2 separate regions of the Homo sapiens genome follow, and region 2 is linked to region 1. A link is an interaction called in ENCODE POLR2A ChIA-PET data of the cell type or tissue named here. Cell type or tissue: A673. All regions are shown on one strand. Each heading gives the region's core, and the rest is flanking DNA. Links, peaks and the distances in the headings are about the cores only.

Evidence for each region. Peaks named below come from ENCODE experiments on the same cell type or tissue, not always from the same donor. Only the 100,000 strongest peaks of a DNase experiment are listed, where the experiment ranks them.
Region 2: POLR2A ChIA-PET joins it to region 1 with 5 read pairs; 2 of 35 experiments call an interaction of 5 or more read pairs at or near these places.

Annotation. Positions count from the first base shown.
Region 1 is chr5:139,588,963-139,596,812 of GRCh38, reverse strand. All of the region lies in intron 1 of UBE2D2 (ubiquitin conjugating enzyme E2 D2), which reads right to left. Among named protein-coding and RNA genes, the nearest start is that of UBE2D2, 32 kb to the right of the region's middle. In A673, for the core only: no CTCF peak of the experiment used is centred there; no DNase peak of the experiment used is centred there; H3K27ac peaks cover 348 bases.
Region 2 is chr5:139,177,546-139,185,395 of GRCh38, reverse strand. All of the region lies in intron 1 of SIL1 (SIL1 nucleotide exchange factor), which reads left to right. Among named protein-coding and RNA genes, the nearest start is that of SIL1, 17 kb to the left of the region's middle. In A673, for the core only: no CTCF peak of the experiment used is centred there; a DNase peak (open chromatin) is centred at 3,905; H3K27ac peaks cover 2,636 bases.

The DNA of each region.
Region 1 (7,850 bases), core at 943-5,942:
GGCCTCCCAAAGTGCTGGGATTACAGGAGTGAGCCACCGCACCTGGCCTATTATTATTATTATTATTATTTTAATGCAGAGACAAGGTCTCACTATGTTTCCCAGGCTGGTGTCTAATGCCTAGACTCAAGCGATCCTTCCGCCTCAGCCTCCCAAAGTGCTGGAATTACAGGTGTGAGCCACAGTGCCTGGCCAGTTTTTTATTCTTAAAAGTACATTTGGGCTGGGCACGGTAGCTCACACCTGTAATCCCAGCACTTTGGGAGGCCAAGGCGGGTGGATCACAAGGTCAGGACTTCGAGACCAGCATGACCAACATGGTGAAACCCCATCTCTAAAAAAAATACAAAAATTAGCTGGGTGTGGTGGCGCACACCTGTAATCCCATTTACCGGGGAGGCTGAGGCAGGAGAATCGCTTGAACCCAGGAGGCGGAGGTTGCAGTGAGCTGAGATTGTGACACTGCACTCCAGCCTGGGTGACAGAGCGAGACTCTGTCACACACACATACACACACACAGGACATTCAGATTCAGAAACAGATCTTTTTTAAAAAAGAAAAAGCACGTAACTATCCATCTTTACATGTGCATAAAATATCTCCCAAGAATACACAAGAAACGCCAGGCACAGGGGCTCATACCTGTAATCCCAGCACTTTGGGAGGCTGAGGTGGGCGGATCATGAGGTCAGGAGTTCGAGACCAGCCTGGCCAACATGCTGAAACCCCATCTCTACTAAAAATACAAAAATTAGCCGGGCATGGTGGCGCGCGCCTGTAGTCCCAGCTACTCGGGAGGCTGAGGCAGGAGAATTGCCTGAACGAGGGAGGCGGAGGTTGCAGTGAGCCCAGATCTCACCGCTGCACTCCAGCCTGGGTGATAGAGTGAGACTCTGTCTCAAAAAAAAAAAAAAAAAAACAACAAAAAACAAAAAAAAAACCCACAAGAAACTAGTTAATAAATAATTGCCTTTAGGAAGGAAAGCTTAGGGGTGAGAATGAGAACTATATATATTGCTTTTACACATTTTGAATTTTATAAAAGTGTGTATATTGCCCATTTGAAAAATAAATTACCCTTTAAAATTTTCTTTTTCTTTTTTTAACCAACTGGGTCTGTGCAAGAATTATCCTGACTGTAAGTGTGGATTAAAATAGCTGTTAAAAATTGTCATCATGGCTGGGCACAGTGGCTCACCTGAGGTCAGGAGTTCGAGACCAGCCTGGCCAACATGGCGAAACCCCATCTTTACTAAAAGTACAAAAATTAGCCAGGCGTGGTGGGGGCTCCTATAATCCCAGCTACTCAGGAGCCTGAGGCAGGAGAATCGCTTGAACCCAGGAGGCAGAGGTTGTAGTGAGACAACATCGTGCTACTGCACTCCAGCTTGGGTAACAAGAGCGAGACTCCGACTCAAGGAAAAAAAAAAACTGTCATTTGGGGTGTAATCTAAATAGTGAAAACCCAATTATGGCAAATAAACATACAATCTATAAAACTGATATCTCTACATCATGATGAAAACTGAAGTTGAATCTTAAAATTTAATAAAGGCATCGATCTAGTCGGAACATGTGGGCAGAAAAAAATAATACCCAAATATATAAGGCTGTGTTTTAACAGTTGGCTTTAAACGTATACATTAATTTCAACTTTCTATTTTATGAGAAAGAACAATAGGGAAATAAAGTACAGCCAGCCCTCTGTGTCTATGAGTTCCACCAATTGTGGGTCAAATACACTGGGGAAAAAATGATGTCTGTACTGAACATGTGCAGACTTCTTTGGTCATTATTCCCTAAACACCACAGCATAACAACTATTTACAGAGCACTTACACTGTATTAGGTTTTATAAGTAATCTAGAGATGACTTAAAGTATACAGGAAGATGTGTACAGGTTATACGCAAATACTATGCCATTTTATATCAGGGACTTGAGCATCTGTAGATTTTGGTATCCATGGAAGGACCTGGGACCAACCTTTCATGGATACTGAGGCAGGAATGTATATATAATTATGTTTAGAAAAAAGTGATGGGGTAAGGAACTTTGACAGTTAAAGTAGAACATTCTCAATTTATAAAAAGATTATTGACCGGGTGCGGTGGCTCACACCTGTAATCCCAGCACTTTGGGAGGTCGAGGTGGGTGGATCACCTGAGGTCAGCAGTTCAAGACCAGCCTGGCCAACATGGTGAAACCTGGACTGTACTAAAAATACAAAAATTAGTCGGGTGTGGTGGTGTGTGCCTCTAATTCCAGCTACCCAGGAGGCTGAGGCAGGAGAATCGCTAGAACCCGTGAGGCAGAGGCCACAGTGAGCAGAGATCATGCCACTGCACTCCAGCCTGGGCAATAGAGACTGTGTCTCAAAAAAACAAAATTTTTTAAGGAAAAAAAGAAAAAAAACAGATAATTAAAGTAGAACACTGAAACTTTGAAAGCCTAAGACATATATATATATCACAACACTATAGCAAAAAGAAACCCTCTAAATTCCTTGAGGGGAAGGCATCCTTCAAGGGATGTGCAGATTTCCCTTTCACTATATCCTTGAGTAGGCAACTTAAGCTATTAGTTGGTAAAAATTAACGCTTCTTTACAAGCTATTTTTAAACCACCCTCCTTCCCCAATCATAACAATTATGAAACAAAATAAAAATAGCATGGGAAAGATTTGTTTACCCTGTTGGTCCTCACCCTATGGTGTAAGGTGAAAGGAACAAGATGGGAAACTGAGAGAGGTTATAATTAACTTTGTAGAAAAATGGCTCTAAAGTCAAGTTTTAGTAGTCTGAATATTGCTATACAAATCGAGGCTCTTTGGTGGTTAAAATCACACTATGAAAATATTTAAACAAAGATTATGATTCATAGCATTGTAATTTCAGGGCTAGGCACGGTGGCTCATGTCTGTAATCTCCACACTTTGGGAGGCTAAGGTGGGAGGATGGCTTGAGGCCAGGAGCTCCAGACCAGCCTGGTCAACACAGTAAGACTCTATCTCCACAAAAAAAATTTTTTTTAATTAGCCCAGCATGGTGGAGAGAGCCTGTAGTCCTAGCTACCTGGGAGGCTGAGGTAGGAGGATTGCTTGAGCCCAGGAGTTCAAGGCTGCAGTGGATCGTGCCACTATACCCCAGCCTAGGTAACAAAGTGAGACCCCATCTCTAAAAAAAAGTACATATTTTAATATATCTTTTAATGTTACATGTTACATATGTGTTTATTACATACATCAATACCTATTTGTGTGTTATATATAACAATGTATATATAACAATGTATACATTGTTACATATTTTACATATTAAAACATATATTAAAATATGTATGTATATATAAAATTTCAGGGTCATAAGAGATCATTTAGACCTATTCCCAATTTTATAAGAAAACAAAATACAAAGTATCTAACCCAAGGGTAAGGACTTGAGTGTTCTGCTGTACCATGGTTCTTTAAATCTGGATCTAAAATATTAGAAATGTACAAGTTAGAAATGTCTGAGAATCGGCCAGGTGCAGTGGCTCATGCCTATAATCCCAGCACTTTGGGAGGCCGAGGTGGACGGATCACAAGGTCAAGAGATAGAGACCAGCCTGCCCAACGTGGTGAAACCCTGTCTCTACTAAAAATATAAAAGTTAGCTGGGCGTGGTGGCGCTTGCCTGTAGTCCCAGCTACTCAGGAGGCTGAGGGAGGAGAAATACTTGAACCCGGGAGGCGGAGGTTGCAGTGAGCCGAGATCACACCACTGCACTCCAGCCTGGGTAACAGAGCGAGACTCTGCCTCAAAAAAAAAAAAAAAAAGGAAAAAAGAAATGTCTGAGAATCATGTTAATTTGGGAAATTAAGCTGAACCTCTTTTAAGATTACTGAAACTCTTTTAAGATTACTGAAATGCAGCCAAGCGTGGTGGCTCATGCCTGTAATCCCAGCACTTTGGGAGGCCAAGGTGGGTAGATCACGAGGTCAGGAGATCGAGACCCATCCTGGCTAACACAGTGAAACGCCATCTCTACTAAAAATACAAAAAATTAGCCGGGCATCGTGGCACGTGCCTGTAGTCCCAGCTACTCGGGAGGCTGAGGCAGGAGAATCGCTTAAACCCAGGAGGCAGAGGTTGCAGTGAGCCGAGGTCGTGCCACTGCACTCCAATCTGGGCAACAGAGCAAGACTCCATCTCTCAAAAAAAAAAAAAAAAAAAAAAGATTACTGAACTGCAAAGAAACAACAGTTAAACCAGTAGTTCTCAAAACTGAGATACTGACACAGCAGGATCACCATCACAAGGAAGCTTATTAGAAATGCAAATTCACAGGCTCTACCCCACAACTACCAGGTCAGAAACTCTGAGGTGGAGCCAAACTGTTCTAACAAGGCCTCAAGGAATTATAATGCACACCAGAGCTCATTACTTTTATGTCTGATGAGTTAAAAAGCATCAGAGATAAAAGGTGATACTAGAAAACTCACTACCAAGAAGATTTGAGGGGAAAGCACGGGAGGGCAAAGGGCAAAATGGCACAAACTGGAAAAAGAGATGAGACTTAGAAGGCCAAGGTGTGTTCCAGGTTTTCATTTTTTTCCTTTTTCTTTTTTTGTAAGACAGAGTCTTGCTTTGTCGCCCAGGCTAGACTGCAGTGGAGCAATCTTGGTTCACTGCAACCTGTCTTTCCCAAGTTCAAGCAATTCTCCTGCCTCAGCCTCCCGAGTAGCTGGGATTACAGGCGCCCGCCACCAGGCCCGGCTAATTTTTGTACTTTTAGTAGAGATGGCGTTTCACCACGTTGTCCAGGCCGGTCTTGAGAACTCCTGACCTCAAGGGATCCGCCCGCCTCGGCCTCCCAAAGTGCTGGAATTACAGGCATGAGCCACCGCGCCCGGCCCCAGGTTTTCAAGACAGATTGAAGGGGAGCAGTCTGTCATTACTATAGTACCTGCATTCTCCCTGCCTCACTCCTATCTTAACTAGGGTTGCAACAGAAACAATTTAATTTTTACTACTTGCTTATGTTCCCAGCATAACACTTAAGCTAATATTTAAAAACAACTGCTTACATATTTTAAAATTATGAGTTTTTAAAACTCAGGAAATATTAGTAACTCATTAACTTACATGAGTTTGAAAGACATAATTTGACAAATCAAATCATCTGCAGCTGATAGACTTAATCCCTTAGCACTCTCATTTTCTCATTTTCTATTTCTCTCTTAATATTGTTGCCTTCTAGTATAAAGACAGACAAACCGATGGAAACATGTATCAATATCAATCTCTCCCTGAACTAACTATAAGCAGACATGGTAAGCTTATCTGAGATTAAACTGTGTATTCCCTCTAAAAAGATTCAAAGCAACTAAAAGTATAGAAAATACCCACCATGGGTCAGGTGCGGTGGCTCATGCCTGTAATCCCAGCACTTTGGGAGGCTGAGGTGGGTGGATCACCTGAGGTCGGGAGCTTGAGACCAGCCTGACCAGCATGGAGAAACCCTGTCTCTACTAAAAACACAAAGTTAGCTGGGCGTGGTGGTGCATGCCTGTAATACCAGCTACTTGGGAGGCTGAGGCAGGAGAATTGCTTGAACCCAGGAAGTGCAGGTTATGGTGAGCCGAGATTGCACCATGCACTCCAGCCTGGGCAACAACAGCGAAACTCCGTCTTAAAAAAAAAAAAGAGAGAGAGAAAAAGAAAATACCCACCATAGGTTGGGCACAGTGGCTCACACCTGTAATCCCAGCACTTTGGGATGTTGAGGCAGGCGGATCACCTGAGGTCAGGAGTTCGAGACCAGCCTGACCAGCATGGAGAAACGCCCCCCTCTCTACTAAAAATGCATAATTAGCTGGGCATGGTGGCACATGCCTATAATCCCAGCTATTCAGGAGGCTGAGGCAGAAGAATCACTGGAACCCGGGAGGCGGACATTGCAATGAGCCAAGATCGCGCCACTGCACTCCAGCCTGGGCGACAGAGCAAGACTACATCTCAAAAAAAAAAAAAAAAAAAAAAAAAAAAAAGAAGAAGAGAAAATACCCACCATGAACTTACAACCCAGCTTGGCCCAGTCTTAACATCGCCATACTATCTTAGGATCTACGTCCCCTGTGTACCCTCCCAGAACTGATTAATACCCTAAATATACAGTGTTTATCATTCCCATGCATTCTTTTATACTTTTTTCTAAGAGTCCATAAACAAGACAGTACTGTTTACATGTTTTTAAACTTTTATTTAGATAGCGTTACATGGCATGTACTCTTCTGTACTTTGCTTTCCCTCAAAATATTGAGATATTTTTCCACAAAGATACAAAGGTAGATCTAGTTTGTTCCTTTTTCTTTCTTTTTTTTTTTTTTATTTTTTTTGAGACAGAGTCTTGCTCTATTGCCCAGGCTGAAGTGCAGTGGTGTGATCTCAGCTCACTGCAACCTCCGCCTCCTGGGTTCAAGCGATTCTCCTGCAGCCGCCTCCCAGGTAGCTGGGATTACAGGCATCCACCACCACGCCCAGCTATTTTTTGTATTGTTAGTAGAGACGGGGTTTCATCATGTTGGCCAGGCTGGCTTGTTCCTTTTTCTACTACTGTTTATTCTGCTACTCTATGTCTAAACCACAACAGATCCTTTATTTCCTATTTTTCACTATCACAACGATTTGGTAAATATTTTTATACACGAGTATTAGGTAAACATTTTAACTAGAAAGTACCAACCCCTGGCCAGGTGCAATGGCTCACGCCTGTAATCCCAGCACTTTGGGAGGCCAAGGAGGACGGACCACAAGGTCAGGAGATCAAGACCATCCTGACTAACACAGTGAAACCCCGTCTCTACTAAAAACACAAAAAATTAGCCGGGTGTGGTGGCGGGCACCTGTAGTCCCAGCTACTCGGGAGGCTGAGGCAGGAGAATGGTGTGAACCCAGGAGGCGGAGTTTGCAGTGAGCCAAGATTGCGCCACTGCACTCCAGCCTGGGCGACGGAGCAAGACTCCGTCTCAAAAAAAAACAAAGTACCAACCCCCACTTTAAATTATAATTTCCTTGTCAACCCTATAGTTAATGTTTCATACAACAAATGATTTGCTATTTAATTTTGCTATTTATTGAGATGTTTCAACTATTAAAGCCATTTTCTTCTAAATAAATCACTACTTTCTAAGTGTATTTTAAAAACTCTAGACAGCCTTCATTTCAATAATTGTTTCCATCAAAACAAACACTGTATGCAACTGTTGTTTTTTGGCTATTTTTTTGAGACAGGGTCTCACTGTCGCACAGGCTGGAGGATCTCGGCTCACTGCAACCTCCACCTCCCAGGTTTAAGCAATTCTCCCACCTCAGCCTCCCAAGTAGCTAGGACTACAGGCACACACCAACATGCCTGGCAAATTTTTGTACTGTTTGTTAGAAACAGGGTTTCACTATATTGGTCAGGCTAGTCTCGAACTCCTGACTTCAAGTGATCCGCCCACCTTGGCCTCCCAAAGTGCTGGGAATACAAGCACGAGCCACCGTGCCCGGGCTATTTTTTTTTTCTTTAAGAGACAGAGTCTTGCTCTGTCACCCAGGCAGGAATGCAGTGGCCTGATCATAGCTCACTGTATCCTTGAATTCCTGGGCTCAAGTAATTCTACCACTTCAGCCTCCCAAGTAGCTGGGATTACAGGTGCAAACCAAAGACGCTCTGCTAAGAAGATTAAAGCAAGGGAGGCTGACTGTGGTGGCTCATGCCTGTAATGTCAGCACTTTGGGAGGCCAAGGGAGGATAGCTTCAGCCCAGGAGTTTGAGACCAGCCTGGGCAACATAGGGAGACCTTGTCTCTACAAAACATTTAAA
Region 2 (7,850 bases), core at 1,253-6,252, 410 kb after region 1:
AAACTGAGATAAATGTGAGCTATACATTCCTTTAAGAAGGATTAACAAAAACAAGTGAGATAATTACTACCCTATTAGTTCAGGGTCTTGGGTGGCCAGAGCCCATCCCGGCAGCTCAGGGCACCAGGCAGGAACCAGCCTTGGACAGGATGCCATCCCATTTCAAGGTACACTCACACACCCTGACACTCATGCAGACTGGACCCCTTACACGCAACAGTGAACCTAACAGGCACGTCTTCGGGATGTGGAAGGTGACTGAGGACTTGGAGAAAACCCACACAGACATGGGGAGAATAAGCAGACTCCACACAAGCAGTGGCCCTGGCTGGGAAACAATTATTTTTTTCTCGTCGGTGTTATAAGGAAATAATGTTGATCGAAGCAATGTTATTTGGAGACCTGCTGTATTGTTATTTTTTAAATGTAGCTGAGCAGACCCATGTGTGGTCTTCTCTTCAAATTTTACTCTGTCCTCACTTTATTCCTGACATATGGATTTCTCTGTAAACAACTGGACCCAGTCGCTGTAGACTGCCTCTCAGATGTGACAGCTTGGCCTCTCTGCTCCCTAGAAATGTCCTAGGGTTTCTCATGCAGGGGTCTTTGGAATAACAATCAGGTGTAAAGTATGTGCAATATTTTACTGTTTTCAAATTTTACTGTTTTCAGTCTGATTCTTATGACATCCCCATTTATTTATTTTTTAGTTGTAGTTTTTTTAGAGACAACATCTCACTCACACCCAGGCTGGAGTAACAGTGGTGTGATCGTAGCTCACTGCAACCTCAAAATCTTGGGCTCAAGATATCCTCCCACCTCAGCCTCCTGAGCTGGGACTATAGGCATGTGCCACCATGCCTGGCTAATTTTTTAAAATTTTTTTGTAGAGATGGGGTTTTGCTATGTTTCCGAGGCTGGTCTTGAACTCCTGGCCTCAAGCGATCCTTCCACCTTGACCTCCCAAAGTGCTGGGATTATAAGAATGAGCCACTGTGCCTGGCCACACAACACCCCCATTTTATGGTGGTAAAATATTGAGGCTCGGAGAGTCTAAATGACCCATTTAGGGTCATACTGCTAGCCAGAGTAGGGCTGTGACTAATCCAGGTAGCTTTGTCTCCTATTAATGTACCTTGTTCTTAGTTCTTGTAGCAATGAGGCAGTCCTCTTTGGAATTCTTTACCATTTCCAGGACCATTGCAGTTAGGGCAGGAATGGAGTGGTGGTGATTCCTCTTTCCTCTTTTGGTTTGAACCCTCCTTTCAGGATGCTTAGTTACACAGGCCTGTCCTCTCTGGAAAAAGGGGATCAGTAGTAGGTTTCTCCACTTTTTGGAGAAACCTAAACTAAAGCTTCAATGGGGCAATACCTTTTAGGAGAGTTTGAACTGACAGTCTGGCTTCCTATTCTTTGCGGAGAGTTATTGCTGCTATTAGGCAGAGGGCTTTGTTTCCAGGTTACAAATCTTTTTAGCAAAGAAGTGAGTGTGGAATAGAATTGGAAGGACTTGTGTAGTCCTTGGATATAATTTAATGCTCCACATCCCAGAGAGAGTAAACATTGTAAAGTGTGCAAGATGGGTTTGGATTAATATCCTGACAGCATGTGGCTTGGCATGTAGGGCATTCCTTGGAGACCCTTCTTACCATACACAGCCTGCCTTTGCCGGGTGGCCTCTTCCCACAGGTCTTCCCAGCAGCTGTTGTGCACCTGGGTGAATCATCCGCTTCCCTGTGCTTTGAAAAAACCCATTTTAACTGATGAAAGCCCTCATACAGGAGGTGCAATAAACAGACAACCTTGAAAATGTTTTTTAGTACAACCTAAGCTGCCTCTGAGTTTGTCCAGGGTATTCACCTCCATTAGGAGCACTGGCTGATTCTCACCTCTGGTCTCTTCTGAATAGAATATGGAAAATCACCTTGCCCTTTCTACTCTGCTGCACCTGACATCATGGGTGTGGAAGGTCTCTGGAAACTCCGGGGAGGCAGGAGCACCATGGACATGGAGGGAAGGCTCATTTGCTTCTAAGGACCATGCAGAAATCCTTGGCTTTTTACTTCTGTTAGTCCTACTTAAATCAGAATTTAAAGCCTTCAAATAGAATTCTGTGTATGGCTGACATAGCATGGAGTAGGGAAGGCTTCTTTGTAATTTCTGAGGAGAACTTGGGGGCATGTAGAGGTCATGCTTAGGTTCTTTCCTTACCCAGACCTGACCTGTGCCGGGCCAGAGAGGTTTGCCCTAGAAAGCTGATGACTTAGGACCTTACTGGTGTGCAGCTTTGCAGGCCTGTAAACTTAGTTAGTTCATCCAGGTTTCAGTTCCTGGGGGCCTGCCTCAGGCATGTGAAATTCATAAGAGACCATCAAGTCACAGTTCCAGTTAACTAACTCCAATAAACATGACGACTAAGTTGATTTATGTGGACATGTAAGAGCATCTCTCCTCTGTAGGAGAGATTAGCTGGGAAGCCAGCTCCCCTCTGGAGGAAACCAAGGCAAATTATGGTGGCAAGCTTTTGGGTCATAGCATCAGATACACCCAGATTTAAACCATGTAACAGCTGTGAGACTTCAGAGGAGCTACTCAACCCCCCTGCTCCTGTGTCCTCAGCTGTGAAACCCCCTGGGTTTTTCAGATATATACATGGTAAGCACTCAATAAATGTTTTGTCTCACTTGTTTCTCACTCTTCCCTCTTCCCCTTTTCTCCTTCCCACTTTGTCCTTCTAGGGCTATATTGTAATCTGACCAGAATACACTTGTCAGTCTATTAAGGCACCAGGTACTGGAGATAGACTCATTTTTATTCTCTTGGCTCCCTTTATATATTCTTTGCCGTCCACGGCTCTTTTGTTACCACAGGTTACAATAGGAACAGTTAGATTCTAGCTCTTGTCAGTGGCTTCCAACCTAAGGGTTCTTTCTGGTTACCATTCAGTCCACCATTATTTGCTGAGTACCCATTGTGTGCCAGGACCTGCTTAGCCCTGGAAATACAGTGATGAATGAGACAGATGTGGTCCATGCCTTGAGTAACACCTCTTCAAACCCCCTCCTTAGATAGGTGACTTCTGTGGATGACTCGCCCTGCTCATTCCGTGTTGCGTCATATTAATTTCCTTCTGAGAGGGCAATCTTCTCCTTAGACCTAGGGAACAGTGCCTTTTTGTGCTGCGTGGACCTTGCCTGCTGGCTTGCCTGCTCCCAAGCAATGAGAGCAGCGTGTTGAGGCTGAAGGAGAAAGCCCCCCGGGCTACTACTGCCCTGGCCACACATGTCCCAAGAGGCTGCACTTGGCACTTCTGAATGTTCCTTTTCTCCTTGCACACAGATTATAGTGTTTACTGCTCGTTTAAATTCAAATAACCTTCCACCCCCTTCTCTGCCTTAAAAAAAACCAAAAAAACAAAAACTGTGTATTACAGTGTAGAAAACAAAACAGGCCAGCCCTGGTCCCCTGGCGAGGTTTGTTTTAACATCATTTTTTAGTGAAGCCTTGCTATGGGTTGCCTTTACTTTAATAGGGCTAATGTGTAATTCAGGCATATTGATAGTCTGCAGTTAAAGAATCTCACATCTTTTTTCTACCTTGATTGTCATCAACAGTGTGAAAGGTAGATGCAAGGGCTTTGGCTGACAGGAGGTGGGACTTCTCTGCTTTGGCCTCCAGACTCTATCCTGGACTCTGGCGGGTCCTATAAAGAAGGCTGAGCAGCCAGTTTAGTGATTTCTCAACTTCAAAATAGAAGCCTGGAGATAGTCCTACCCCTCCTCTCCCTTCTGCCAATTTTACCAGCAATTGCCAAGAACTGTGTGTGGGGAACCAGGCAGAATGACTCTCTGGAAATCATTTGTTTGAGAACTCCCAGTGGAGGAATGCATTTTCCTGTGCTTCTTCTCTTGTGATGGTGTGTGCTGTTGTGATTTGGTACTGCTTGTCCCTCTGCAGTACTGAGACTTGTATATAACTCCTCCAGCCCTGCGGGGGTTTTCAACAATAAATTGCTTGCTGGGTAGTATTTCCCCCAAATCCCTGGGAGAGCAGGGGAGCATGTTAACAATTAGGGACCTAGTTGAGCCTCTGTTTCTGGCACTGTGACTAGAGGCATGGTGGGTGAACCCAGATGAGCCATGTTTCCCACTGCTGCTCGGGCTGGGCATTTATTGCAGTTGGATGTAACATTAAGAGTCACACTAGAGGCTTGGTTGGAAAGGAGAGAGCACTGCATAATTATTGCTTATGTACTGTTTAAACCTATCAGCCAACAGATGTCAAGTGCAGAAAAAAAGCACAATAATGTTATTATAATGGCATAATAGTTATCATTATAATAATCAGCTGGCATAGGTTTTGATAAGAGGCAGATCCTGAAATGAGTGCAGGGGGAAGGGTTAACCTTGAACTACAGCACAATGAATGGCTGCTTAACCTTGCAGAAGATGCTGTGTAGAGGCAGGTGACTCAGGTATGGAGTTGCTACCCTCTCTGCCTAGCTAGAGGAGCTATGGAGACTTCAGCTGGGATTGTCTACCCTGCAGGTACTGTCTTTCTGATGGTGTGATGGAGCACACCATCCTTTGGTTTAAGGCATGCTACACTGCAGGAATACCATACTAGTGCCCAGAGCTGTGGGTTCTGGGAAATGCAGAGACTTCATCACTGTGGTCTCATTTTGGGTTTTCAGAAAATCCAGCCTCATGCCCATAGTTGCAGATGATGAATTTTGCTCCCTACAACAAACTGTGCTCCAAACCTAGGAAGTGGTGGTGCATCTCAGTTTTGTATGTATCAATTGTGGTGGGTTGTGCTCATGGAAGACAGACTTTTCTTTGCCAGAGAGCTTACCAGGAGCTACATTCCCAATTCTGGTTAGGAAGGTGGTGGTAAAGGGGTGAGGAGCAGAGTGGGGCTAATAGATGACCCACAAAGGCAGCATTGGGGTAGGAGAAAAAAGTCTGATTCAGGCAAAGCTGGGTATGATTTTTTTTTTTTTTTTTTTTTTTTTGAGATGGAGTTTTGCTCTTGTTGCCCAGGCTGGATTGCAATGGCGTGATCTCGGCTCACTGCAATCTTCACCTCCTGGTTTCATGTGATTCTCCTGCTTCAGCGTCCCAAGTAGCTGGGATTACAGGTGCACACCACTATGCCTGGCTAATTTTTTTGTGTTTTTAGTAGAGATGAGGTTTCCCCATGTTGGTCAGGCTGGTCTTGAACTCCTGGGTCTCGAACGCCTGGCCTCAAGTGATCCACCCACCTCGGTCTCCCAAAGTGCTGGGATTACAAGCATGAGCCACCGTGCCTGGCCAACTTTTTTTTTTTTTTTTTTTTAAAGAGACAGGGTCTTGCTCTGTTGCCCTGGCTGGAATGCAGTGGCACAGTCTTGGCTCACTGCAGCCTCGACTTCCTGAGGTCAAGAGATCCTCCCACCTCAGCCTCCCTAGTAGTGGGACTACAGTCATGTGCCACCACACCTGGCTAATCTTTTAATTTTTTGTAGAGATGGGATCTTGCTGTGTTGCTCAGGCTGGTTTTGAACTCCTGGTTTCAAGTGATCCTCCCTCCTCTGCCTTCTGAAGTGTTGGGATTATAGGTATGAGCCACCACATCTGGCTGTGGGTGTGACCCTTGACCTTACCATTCAATAGTTGGACAAGTTGCTTAACCTCGCTGAGCATCAGCTACCTATCTGTGTATGTGCTTATTCATTTCCCATTTGTTTTTTATTAATAGCCCTGTCTATAAAGTACCTGTCACTATGCCTGGCACTAAGTGGTGCTCAAAAAATACTTCTGCCTCCCTTCCTGCCACCCCCTACCTGCCTACCCTACATAAGAGAAGGGTAAGGAGAAGATCCTCCTGCTTCTGTAGAGGGAAAATGGCCTTAATTAGAGCTTTATGTGAACTTCTTTAGTTGCTGATATTGCTTTTCTGAGCCACAATCTGTGGACCTCCTCTGAAGCTGCCTCATCAGGAGCGACTTTGATATTTAGTGTTTGGGCACATCTCTGCTTCATCCAAGGAGTAAAAGAGGGTTTAAAATCTCATCAGGGCACAGAATGCCTGCTTCTGCCCCTGTAGCCTTGCCTCCCCTCCCTTCTTTCTTTGGGTGGGTCACTCGGGGGGCACTGTCTGCCCTGGGGATTACTCATTTCTTTCAGGGGGTCCTGGTTGTTTGGTTCAGTGTCTTTACTGGGGAAAGGCTTTTGTGTTTGTGCCTGCCTGGGCCTGTGCTGGGAACTTTTATTTTGGAAGCCTGGAGCACTCAGACAAGGTGATATCTTTTTAGACTGTTTCTGGCTGTAGGCCAGCTTATCACTATGGCTACCACCAGCTTAAAGAATGTCAGGACAGAAAGTAACTTCTGTAAGAAATTTGGGAGAGAAAGGGGGAAGGGGAGAGAATTGTTTGGCTTAAGGTCATGTAGGGAGGAGAACAGCTCTAAGTAGAACTCTTTGATTTGGATACAGCTTCGTTTTCCTTCTCTCTGAAATTTTATTTTTTCAGTCAACAAATGTATATAAAACATCTGTTACATTCCAGAGACTGTTAGGCCCTGAGATACAGTGTCAGATAGGGTTCCAGCTTAGAGTGTACTGATGAATATGTCAAAGTTAGTAAAATTACACTTGGAATAAGTGTATTGAAAGAAAGAGTTAAGAACATCTGAGAGGGATTTGACTTGGTCCTAGGGCTAAGAGGGTATCATAGAAGGCTTCTTTGAGGAAGTGATGTTCGAGTAAATATTGTGAAGACCAAACAAGTATTTACCAAGCAGAGTGACAGGACGTTGAGGAAAATTTCAGGCTGAGGGCCTGGATTTGCAAAGGCTCTGGAAGCAGGCAGTGGGTGGGGAGTTTTATGAGGAACTGAAAGTATGGTTGGAGCACAGAGAGTGAGAGGAGCCAGCTGAGGTTGGAGGGGTTGGTGAGGGCAGGCCTTGTCAGCTGTGGCATGGCATTTCATATTTACCTGGAGAACAGGGGAAGCCTTTGGAGAGTTGGTGGTGGTTTTGGTGGTTTTGGATTTGCAAATGAGCAGCACCCTTTTGGACACTGGATGGATTTTGTTGAGGGAGTGAAAATGAAGATCAGAAAAGGAACATTACTGTAATAGGTTGTTTTCCTTCAGTCAGCTAAATGGCAATCTTGAGACTAATCTCCTTTAGTGTGGCCTTGTTCCTCCTGATTCATGTGCTCTCTCAGTGCCAGTAGTCAGTGTGTTGTTGGGGCACCTGGCCACTCAGCAGACATGGTGGCCCAGGGTGCCAGCACTTGGCATCTTTCCATCTGCACAGAAAAAGGCCTGGAGGTTTCAGGCTTGTCACATGTTAACGGCTGACAGCTACAGAGTCCTTTGTAACCTGCTGTGTCACCATCCCTCTCTTGGCTGTCACTACTGGGTAAGGGCTACCCCCTTCACCTTAGACCACTTAAGCCACTGACACTGGCAACTCCCAGAGATGTGATGTGCCAAGTTAGCAAAGCCAGCACCTGTGGTTTGTGTAACATTCAGTTCTGGTTGATGTAGATGTGCACATGTTCTCTCTTGGCAGCAACCAATGTCTGGAGGGCCAGAAATGGGCTGGAGTTGTTCCTCCCACTGTGTGTCCAGGAAAACTGAGGTTTAGGAGTTGCCTGTGGTATAAAGAAAACTGGGTCAGAGTTACGTGCTGCCAGACCAAGTGTTAAGTGCATGGTGGGCGGGTATAGACCCTAGACCAGACTCTTTAGTGATACTGTGGCCTTGCCCACTACTCCTTTCACTTATTCATCTGGAAGGCCATGCTGCATAGTGGTTAGGAGCTTGGCCCTTGGACTGGGGCTGACTTTAGTTAGAATCTC